2 separate regions of the Mus musculus genome follow, and region 1 is linked to region 2. The links are chromatin loops, found by intact Hi-C in ENCODE. Cell type or tissue: left cerebral cortex. All regions are shown on one strand. Links, peaks and the distances in the headings refer to the core of each region. The heading gives the core; the rest is flanking DNA. Region 1 holds the start of Setx (senataxin). Region 2 holds the start of Ttf1 (transcription termination factor, RNA polymerase I).

Region 1 (5,371 bases), core at 215-5,214, 66 kb before region 2:
AAGTGTGTGTGTGGGGGGGGGGGGCAGCACTGTTCCTTAAATTTAAATTTAAGTTTACACACAAATAGGTTGGATAGTTTGAACATAAACATCAGGGATGGGAAGATGCTCAGTCAGTGAAGTGATTTCCTTGAGGATCTGAATTTATTTCTTGTCTTAGTCAGGGTTTCTTTTTTTTTTTTTTTAAGATTTTTATTTATGGGCGTGGTGGCGCATGCCTTTAGTCCCAGCACTCCGGAGGCAGAGGCAGGCAGATTTCTGAGTTCGAGGCCAGCCTGGTCTACAAAGTGAGTGCCAGGACAGCCAGGGCTACACAGAGAAACCCTGTCTCGAAAAACAAAACAAAACCAAACAAACAAAAAAAAAGATTTTTATTTATTATTATATCTAAGTACACTATAGCTGTCTTCAGATGAACCAGAAGAGGGCGTCAGATCTCGTTATGGATGGTTGTGAGGTACCATGTGGTTGCTGGGATTTGAACTCGGGACCTTCAGAAGAGCAGTCGGTGCTCTTAACCACTGAGCCATCTCTCCAGCCCTAGTCAGGGTTTCTATTCCTGAACAAGAAGCAAGTTGAGGAGGAAAGGGTTTATTCAGCTTACACTTCCATACTGCTGTTCATCACCAAGGAAGTCAGGACTAGAACTCAAGCAGGTCAGGAAGCAGGAGTTGATGCAGAAGCCATGGAGGGATATTTCTTACTGGCTTGCTTCCCTGGCTTGCTCAGCTTGCTTTCTTATAGAACCCAGGACTAACAGCCCAGGGATGGCACCACTCACAAGGGGCCCTCCCTGCTTAATCACTGAGAAAATGCTTTTACAGCTGGATCTCATGGAAACATTATCTCACATGAAGCTCCTTTCTCTGTGATAACTCCAGCCTGTATCAAGTTGACACACAAAACCAGCCAGTACATTTTCCTAGCTTATATAAAAAAAAAAACTGGGGGGCTGGAGAGATGGCTCATTGGTTAAGAGCACCGACTGCCCTTCTGAAGGTCCTGAGTTCAAATCCCAGCAACCACATGGTACCTCACAATCATCCGTAATGCGATCTGACGCCCTCTTCTGGTACATCTGAAGACAGCTACAGTGTGCTTAGATATAATAAATCTTTAAAAAAAAAACCAAAAACAAGAACAAAAACAAAACTGGGTGCACCAGCATCTGTCTGTAATCCCAGTACCAGGCTAAGACAGAGAGATCCCTGGAACTTGGTGGTCAACCATTCTACCTGAATTATTCAATTGAGACCCTGTTTCAAAAACTAAGGTGGAGCTCAATCAAGGAAGACACCCAACATCAATCTCTGCTTCTTGTTCTCTCTTCCTCCCTTCCCCCTCCCACCCCTTCCAACCCCCCACTGAGCAGTGGTGGTGCACACCTTTAATCCCAGCACTTAGGAGGCAGAGGCAGGCAGATTTCTGAGTTCAAGGCCAGCCAGGTCTACAGAGTGAGTTCCAGGACAGCCAGGGCTACACAGAGAAACCCTGTCTCGAAAAACTAAAAAAAAATTTATAACAAAATAACTGCAACTGACAGATCATGAAACTGCACTTTTAAGTTTCAATTCAAGCCCAAAGTAGTCACAGCATCTGTTATATACTGGGGTGCTAGGTGCTGGAGTGGGACTAGATTTCAACACTTTAGTTAGGATCAAATTTCCCTGAATGCTTCCTTCCGACAGTAAGCTCCACTTTGTCTTCCTGTTTAAGAGCTACTGCAAATTACCTCGTGCAAGAACGGCACCTCATCTCTGGCTCGGTGGTACTCAGCCACACACTCTAAGCAGTAGCAGAGGTCTTCATCAGCTGTCTGAAATTCACTTGACCCAGTGCTAGATGCATAGCGCTTTAGGACATCAATGGTGGAAGACCCACCTGGAGTACACCAACAGCATGTGCTCATGCTGCACCTGTAGCTAAAAAGAACAAGGGACACTTACAGAAAATTTAACACTCAAGACTTACTCTTTACGACTTTCTACTTCATCTAGAAACTGCCTCCACAGCCAAAATACTCTGTTGGTCCATCTTAACTGATTAAACCCAAATCTGAAAGCAAGGCAGAGGTGAAGCACAGTAGCAGAGTAGGGGTCATGCAAAGGAGTTGAGGCTTGGTACCATGAAGAGAGCCTATGAGAGGCTATTGGTGAAGCCTAGCTACAGCGGAACAGTGTTTTGGAGATGCCAGTACCATGAGATGACCAGAAGAACAGCAGAAAAAGTGGAGTATAGGCATCTGGAGCCTAGAGGACAAGGTATGGGCTGGAGAGATGCCTCAGGGGTTAAAAGCACAGGATGCTCTTCCAGAGGTCCCAGGTTCAATTCCCGGTAACGACCAGTCCAGGAGATCTGACACCCTCACACAGACACATGCAGGCAAAACACCAATATGCATAAAAAGTAAATTATTAAAAAAATAAATATTTCACTAAGTGCTCCATTGAGAGTGCTGACACCAACTCCATCTCTAGAGCAGTAACCTCAGGATCACCTTGTCCCTCTCCTCTGCTGCATCTGAGTCTAGCACTCCTCCTTTCTTGAGTCTTCCTATTCTTTCATCATTTGCCCGAATTACTAAGTCTAATCTCTCTGCCTCACCTGACCTACCTCCAAAAATTCCTAACAAAATGCTGCCAGAGGTTACTGCACACATTAGACTTATTTTAAAAAAAAAATTAAAGATTTGTTTTATTTATATGAGTACAGTGTAGCTATCTTCAGACACACCAGAAGAGGGCATGTCAAGGTATGGATCTATGCCACATTTTTAACTCTAGTACTTATCAAATAACTAAAAAAGAAGTTATTGTTTAATAAGACAATTACCTTGACCAAGGTCCTACAGAGAAGTGATGCTCTTTGTGATTGCTGGGCTTATCTGTGAGATGTGGCTCTGCATTCAGACAGATTCACACTTTGGCCCCCAAAAAGAACATTTCTGAAATTAAAATAAAAACTGATAAAATGTCCCTTACATTATGCATCTCACCTGGGCCTTGTGTCATCTAATGAGTTACCTAGGTCAGGTTAGATCCACACACTACTGGGGGGAACGGCTTAACACTGATCCCCCCCCCCAACTTCCCTAGGGACTGTTCTCCTCCAGGGGCCAAATAGGCACTTGATCACATCCGCTGTGGGCGTACGGGAGGCTGTCCACACCGCAACGCCTGGTACGGCGGGGAGGGCGTCCGGGTGCCCATGCGGAAGCGACGCCAGGACAGAGGGTCGGATCCTTACCCGGGAGGCCTCCCTCGCCCCGAAGCTAAGGGTCCTCGCTGTACATCGTTGCCCAGGGCCGGCGGTGCTGATGCCAGAACAGCAGAGATCCGGGGGCGGGCCTCGCTTGCAGGAAACACCAAGCGCTGCCCGCCCTTGGTAGCAGCGGCAAGCCGCCGCTCTCACCAAACGCAGCTCTCCAGAAGGGTCACAGCAGGCGCCCGCTCCCGCAGGCCGCGCGCAAGTTCCCAACGGCAGTAAGCCGCGCGCCCCTCACCGCGCACGCGCTCTCCTCTCCTGCTCGTTCGCCCGCTCGCGGCTTGTCCGCGGCGCGTCTCACCCCGGCTAGGCCCGGCTGCAGCGCGCTAACCCACCTCCATGCCCCCCGCTAGAACAGCAGACGGAAGGGCAAGGCGACGCCCAACGCCCAACCCGCCGCTGCCGCGAGAGCGGACCCCGCCCTCAGCCCGCCCCCGCCAGAGCCGGCTTGTTGTGGTACACCAAGGGGGCGGACCATGGGGGCGGACGGGAGGTGGAAAGTGCAGCAGCGGGGAACAACCGGCCTGACCGCTGAGTGGCGTCACTTCCGGAACGAGGGGGGTAAGTCCGACCAATCAAGGACTCCCGTCCAAAGGAGCGGTAAATTAGCCGAGGAGCCTGTCCCCGCCCCTTTCCTCGTCCCGCCCCCTTTCTCACCCCGCCCCTTCCCCGACCCTCTTCGGGGAGATGCTTACCTGCTGGTTCCCTTTGGGCTCTTCCGCTCCCCAACGTCCGCGACGTCTGTCACGTTTCCGTCCGAAACCTAAACAATAAAATGTGTGCGTGATTCTGCAAGGGCGCCCCAAGTCGAGGGCTCTGCCCGTTTCCGACCCAGAACAGGCTCCGATAATGGAACACAGTCATGTCAGATTTCCCAAAGGACAGTTGGGTGGCCCAAAACCTCTCCTCCTCAAAAACGGAATTTAGGAAAAAAACAAATCACTTTACAAGCCCGGCAGCCTGTGGTCCCTGTACTCAGAAGGCTTAAAGCCAGCGCATCCAGGCCCAAAGGCCAGCCTCGTACAGAAAGCGATTTCGAGGCCTACATTACATTCACCAAAATTTTAAAATTAAAATAATTCTTTTTTTTAAAAAGGAAAGGGTGTGATGAGGTTTCAACTCCAGACCTGGAGGTCAGCGATTTGGAGGCCTAAATTAACCAAAAATTAAAAGTTAACATTCTTTCTTTTTCTTTTTTTTTTTTTCCTTTTTTTTTTTTTTTTAAAGGAAAGTGTGCAAGAAAGTAACTCAGGAGCACTCACCTGTCACACTGTAACACTGGGTTCCATTGCCAACGCCACAGAAAAGAACAAGGCTCTTAGAGGTGGCAGGTGGGTCAGAGACCTTCCTACCCTGGAGAACCTTAACGCAGAATGAGAAGCCAGCGCCTGAAGCACGAGGGTAAAGCTCTAAGGAACGTTCCAGAAAAGGGGGTGTGGTTTATAAGGCAGCAGATGACCGTTAGAGGGGCTTTAGCCAATCAGGAAGCGGCAGTTGAAGCTGACCGTTATTTTCTCCCCCCCCCCTTTTTTTTCATTTCGTCAAAGGTTTCTATCAAAATCAAAGTTGCAGAAAGTGGTTTCAAACTAGAAGCACTATATGTATGCATGGTTTTTAAAGTAACACATTTATGATAGTTTTTTTTTAAACAAGACTCTTGATAGCTAACTGAAATTTTCAGAAATGAGGGGAAATGATAGAAACTACCCGCAGTTCCTTGTCCCTGATGATACAGATCCTGGCAGAATTCGTAACCCAGATTTCAGACTTCAGCAATATACCATGCTTTATTCGTGAAAGGACATAAATGCTAAGTTACTCTTGAGTGTAAGAAACACAAGTCTGACGCTGGAGCGAGAGCTCAGCAGTTAGGAACACTTACTGATCTTCCAGAGGACCCAGAGTTAATTTTCTAGCGCCACATTGCAGTTCACATCTGTCTGAAACTTCGGTCCTAAGTGATGAGAACAGATGCCCTTCTCTGGGGCCGGCAATGGGTGCACATACAAGCAGGCAAAACACTCCTACACATAAAGATGAAATAAAAAGCAAATATATAATAATTACAAATAAGTATTACGTTACATTATATTTTTAGAATTATATA
Region 2 (5,371 bases), core at 96-5,095:
CTCAGCTACACAGTAAGATTGAGGCCAGCGTGGGATGCTGAATCCCTCCCTCAGACCCTCCTCCCCAGTACATAAAGAATTATCAGCCGGGCGTGGCGGCGCACGCCTTTAATCCCAGCACTTGGGAGGCAGAGGCAGGAGGATTTCTGAGTTCGAGGCCAGCCTGGTCTACAGAGTGAGTTCCAAGACAGTCAAGGCTACAAGGCTACACAGAGAAACACTGTCTTGAAAACAAACAAAAAAAAGAATTACCTACAAACATTTCATATTCCTCTCCTCAATCTGAGTTGCTTCTGGGTCCAAATATTTAGAATAAATATTTAGAATATATCTTTGACTAGGTGACATACTTATGTGGTTCAAAACAGTGCACTCCTCCCAAAACCCCAGACGGAATGTCTCTGTGTAACCCTGGCTGTCCTAAAACTCCCCCTCTGTAGACTAGGCAGACCTTATACTCACAGATATCCAACCGCTTCTGTCTCCTGGGAGACAGGATTAAAGGTGTGTACCACCACACCCAGCCAAAAACAGTGTTTCAGATTTCTTCTCACTATCTTTATGTTCTGACCTGTAGTTTGTTTTACTAACAGACTCGGAACCAATCTCTCTCTCTCTCTCACTCACTCACTCACTCACTCACTCTCTCTCTCTCTCACTCTCTCTCACTCACTCACTCACTCACTCACCAGAGGCTTCAGCCAACCTAGATGCTAAGCACCTTTCCTATAGAAGGTACCTAACATACTGGGCAGTGCACAGCAGCTGTAAAAACTGTGTTTTGGAGGGAGGAGGCCATGAAAGAACACTTGAACCTACAAGGCAGTTCCTTCACCTTCCATGGGGTACCAGAGCTCTGTTTTAGACCTTCCTCCCTCAGAAATATCCCCCATCTGGAAAGTGGTACCTAGGGACGCAGGGGACCCTTTCAAAGACTTTGCAAGGTATGACACAGCAGGAGTGAACTAGGGCTAAGGATCTAAGACAGTCTTACATAATCACTGTAGCCCCAGAACCTAATCTGGTTCTGCTTAGTAGTTTTCATTTTTTTTGGCATGAATTAATGCTTTCCTTTTGGCTGTCCCTGTGCTGAGAACAGAAGGAAAACCCACAAGTGGGCAGTTGGGCTGTATTAAAATCACGGCTGGAACCAGAACACTCTCCAGAACAAGTTCTGTTTCTCTAGACCCGAGTGTCCCCTAGGGTAGCTACTAGCCAGATGAAGTTATTGAACACTTGAAATGGCGTAGGACCAAACTGTAAAACGGAAATGGATATGCTAGCCATCCATCAGTCTCTTCCCTGAGCACCACTGCCAGAGCTCCCCTGGTTCCTGACCCTCCTAGGAGTCATCATTAGGAGTCGGGTCCCTATTTTCCTCCACATCCTTATTGTGATAACACATTTAGTTACTCTTTTATTGGGGGCTTTTGTTTGTCTTTTAAAGCTGTTGAGCTCTTTTTGGGCCCCAGAGAAATTTTTGCCAAGGGCTGAGGTCACTTCGGTAACAATTAATTACAACCACTTTTCCTGAACCTTGTTTGTAATTAAGAAAAAAAAAAAGGATTATATTTTGTGTGTATGAATGCACCTCCTGTCTGCTGGGTGCTCGTGGAGGTCCCTAGAACTTAAGTCATAAATGGGTGTAACCTACTATATAGAACTGGCTGCTGGGAACCAGGCCCAAGTCTTCTACACAAGCAACAAGTGCTCTTAGCCGCTGAACCATCTCTTCACACCCTTACCCAATCTTGAGGAACGAGAGGGATTTATGCATTAGAGCTTAATTATTTATCCTCACTAAATGCGCAGGAAAAAGGGTGTAAGTGGAGAAGCTAAAAGTTTAAACTCCGGTCCTATGTTTGTGCAAGTATTTTACTTGCTAAGCCATCTCCTCAACCTCAACTCTTTTGTCTGTTATTCTTCGTGTAAAATCAACATCCTTTCAGACCTCCAGGGCCTTCAGGTCCTCATAACAAGGTCTGGCCCTTGCAGTTCATTTCTTGACATCCTCTGTCTTGGGAAGTGTTCCGATTTCCTAACGGCCTCGCGATGCCGTTAAGCCCGATGACTAGCCTCGGTGCGAAAGCCACTTTATCAGGGTACAGTCACGGACTCCAAACTGGGTCCCACCGTCCCTTCCGCACAAACTTCCCAAACAGCCCGGCAGTTTCTCGAGAAGCGCTCAGCTTCAACTACGGAGCGGAAAAGCGCCTAACCCACTAACCCCACTTCCGGCCCCGCGCAACCTCCGCTCACCACCCTAGCTTCTGACTGACCCTGCTCTGTCCCGGGCCGGCGACCGGAGGAACAGACTAGAAGGAACCCGCGGGCCGCGGCCTGGCTCCCAGGCCCCCACTGCCCCCGGCGGCGAGGAACAGGCACAACCGCCTCAGGCCGCAGCCTCACTCGGAACGTGGCACCAGCGCAGCCGCCCGCCACACTTGGGGCGCAGAAACTCAAGGAAAGCTCATCCAACCTACCCAGCGACAATGTAGCGCTCGTCTTCCAACCCGGAAGTGTTGTTAGGCGGAAATACTGTACTGACTTCCGGCCAGCTGCGCATCCGGCTGCCATAGTAACATGGAGGCGCGCAAGGATTGGACGCATGCGTAGTTGTCTATCTATGGTCGTGACGCTACGTATAGGATAGAGAAAAAGAGTGCCCTTCTAATTAAGCAACCCAGGCAAATCCCAGCCCTCCAGAAGCACAGGCAGGTATATGTGAGCTTGAAGCAAGCCTGATCTACAAAGAGAATTTGAAGCCAGTCTATACAGTGAGACTCTCATAGTAGTAGTAGTAGTAATAATAATAATAATAATAATAATAAGCCAAAACTTAGCTTATAAGCAGCCAGGCAGTGGTGGCACATGCCTTTAATCCTAGTAGAGGCAAGGCAGATCTATGAGTTTGAGGCCTGGTCCAGGACAGTCAAGGCTACACAGAAAAACCCCATCTCGAAAAGAAAAAAAAAAGTGAAAAATGTAATTGAGCCATCAAATTAGAGCTAATATCTATACCACTGGAACGTTAAAACAGTTACATTTTTGTGTGGTGATCATAAAAGTTGAAAGCTTTTCTCTTGTTTATTTGAGACAGGGTCTCATGTAGCCTAGGGTGCCTTCAAACTCACCATGGACTTCTCATTCCTTTGCCTCTACTTTCAGTACTGAGATAACAGGCAGGTACCATCATACCAGGTTTTATGCTGTGCCAGGGACTGATGCATGCTGAACAAGCACTCTACCAACTGAGCCGTATAGCAGCCTAAAAGCTGTCTTCTTGACTCTTACAACAATCCTATGTTGTGGGTATCTGTATTAGGTAATACTGTCTCAGTCCCTTCTTTTTTTTTAAAGATTTATTTATTTATTATATGTAAGTAAGTACACTGTAGCTGTCTCCAGACACTCCAGAAGAGGGCGTCAGGTCATGTTACAGATGGTTGTGAGCCACCATGTGGTTGCTGGGATTTGAACTTCGGACCTTCGGAAGAGCAGTCGGGTGCTCTTACCCACTGAGCCATTTCACCAGCCCTCAGTCCCTTCTTGTAGTGGGAAAATTTGAGGCTTTTGGTAAGATGATCTATCTGGTCCAGGGTTCCAATCCATGCTTTCCCCTCTACTATTCTTCTTTTCTTCAAACTACTGTGGGTTCCTCTGTGTGAGCTACTAAGCACCTTTGATTAAAATGGGCTGGAGAGATGGTTTAGTGGTTAAGAGCACTTACTGCTTTTCCAGAGGACCCAGGTTCAGTTCCCAGCACCTATGAGGTGGCTTACAGCTGTCCATAAGTCCAGTTCCAGGGGATGGGCTCCAATGCCCTCCTCTGACCTCTCGGGCACTGGGTGTATACATATGGTAGACATGCATATCATGTGCAGGCAAAACACTTATATACATTAAAAAAGTAAATCTTGAGGAAAATACCTAAAAAAAAATAAAATTAAATAAAAAAAAAGTAAATCTTTAAAAAAATGCACAATTTGCCAGCTGTAGTAACAAATGCCTGTAATTCCAGCATTTGTAATGCTGAGGCAGGAGGATCACAGGTTTGGGTTACATAGTGAAGCAATCTGGAAAAACTGTAAGCAAACACACCGAGTCAGGCTTGTCTGAGCAGCTGGAAGTTTGCGCTGTCTGCTTTGGTACTGACAGTGTCCACTGCTGGTCGGTAAAGCCTTGACATTCAGAGTTCAGATTGGTTATCAGTGTGTCTTGCTCCATGATGAACTCAGGGCCTTGTGGAAGTGGGTGTTTTTGCATTTAGTGCTGAAGATGGATCAGTGAACTCACATATACTGCATATATGTGGGGCATAGACTTTCCTGTAGGCCAAAACCCATATGAGTACAATAAAATAAAGCATTTCACAGAAAGAATTCTTTCTTTTTCAAAATTTTATAAATTTAATGTGCATTGGTGTTTTGCCTGCATGTGTGTTTGTGAAGGTGTCAGATCCCCTGGAATTGGAGCTATAGACAGTTGTTGTGAGCTGCCATGTGGGTACTGGGAATTGAACCCAGGTCCTCTGGAAGAGCAACCAATAACCATTGAGCCTCTAAAAAGAATTCTTATTTTTCATATGTCTGCATAATAGACATCATTACTGTACCACATTAAAATCCATGGACATGGAGCAGGAGAGACAGCTTATTGGTTAAGAACACTTGTTTGGGGCTGGCAAGATGGTTCAGCAGGTAAGAGTACTGACTGCTCTTCTGAAGGTCCTGTGTTCAAATTTCAGCAACCACATAGTGGCTCACAACCATCCATAATGAGATCTGATGCCCTCTTCTGGTGCGTCTGAAGACAGCCACAGTGCACTTATTTATAATAATAAATAAATCTAAGAAGAAGAAAAACAAGAACACTTGTTTGCCCTTGCAGGGGACCCAGCACCCACATGGTAGCTCACAACCATCCATAACTCCAGTTCCATGGGATCCAACAACCTCTTCTGACTTCTGCAGGCTTCAGACAAGACATAGGTACATAAACACATGTGCAGGCAAAATACTCATACACATAAAGAAGTCTTTAAAAAGTTTTTATAAAGGAGCTCTGGACACTCAAAGCATCATTACACACACGTTTGTTTAGTGGGGCACTCAGGCATCAGAGGCAAATGGATCTCTGAGTTCCAGGCCAGTTTGGCTTACACTGTGAGTTCCAAGCCAGTTAGGGCTACATAGCTCTCATAATCAGTAGACATAGTGAGGACCTGGCCCTGTCCGAAAGTGCCCTTGACAGTTAATGGTTGTTGGGGACCAGGAGGACTTTATGCCTTAGTGTCAGTCACCCCCACCCATGCTTAGGTCAGCAACCCTAATTGAATTCAGTGGGGCACAAAATAAGATCTGAAAGTGGA

What was found. Peaks named below come from ENCODE experiments on the same cell type or tissue, not always from the same donor. Only the 100,000 strongest peaks of a DNase experiment are listed, where the experiment ranks them.
Region 1: a loop joins it to region 2, with 4 times the contacts of the local background. A loop is called at or near these places in 15 of 42 quality-filtered maps.

Annotation. Positions count from the first base shown.
Region 1 is chr2:29,123,425-29,128,795 of GRCm38, reverse strand. Setx (senataxin) reads right to left here and starts at 3,804. Exons shown (of 26, transcript NM_198033.2): 1 at 3,247-3,804; 2 at 2,833-2,944; 3 at 1,733-1,922. The coding sequence starts at 1,909. In left cerebral cortex, for the core only: CTCF peaks have their summits at 437 (motif pointing right), 1,056 (motif pointing left) and 2,743 (motif pointing right); a DNase peak (open chromatin) is centred at 3,768; H3K4me3 peaks cover 2,128 bases; H3K27ac peaks cover 1,391 bases.
Region 2 is chr2:29,057,416-29,062,786 of GRCm38, reverse strand. Ttf1 (transcription termination factor, RNA polymerase I) reads right to left here and starts at 2,524. Exons shown (of 12, transcript NM_009442.2): 1 at 2,484-2,524. In left cerebral cortex, for the core only: a CTCF peak has its summit at 2,379; a DNase peak (open chromatin) is centred at 2,564; H3K4me3 peaks cover 1,381 bases; H3K27ac peaks cover 874 bases.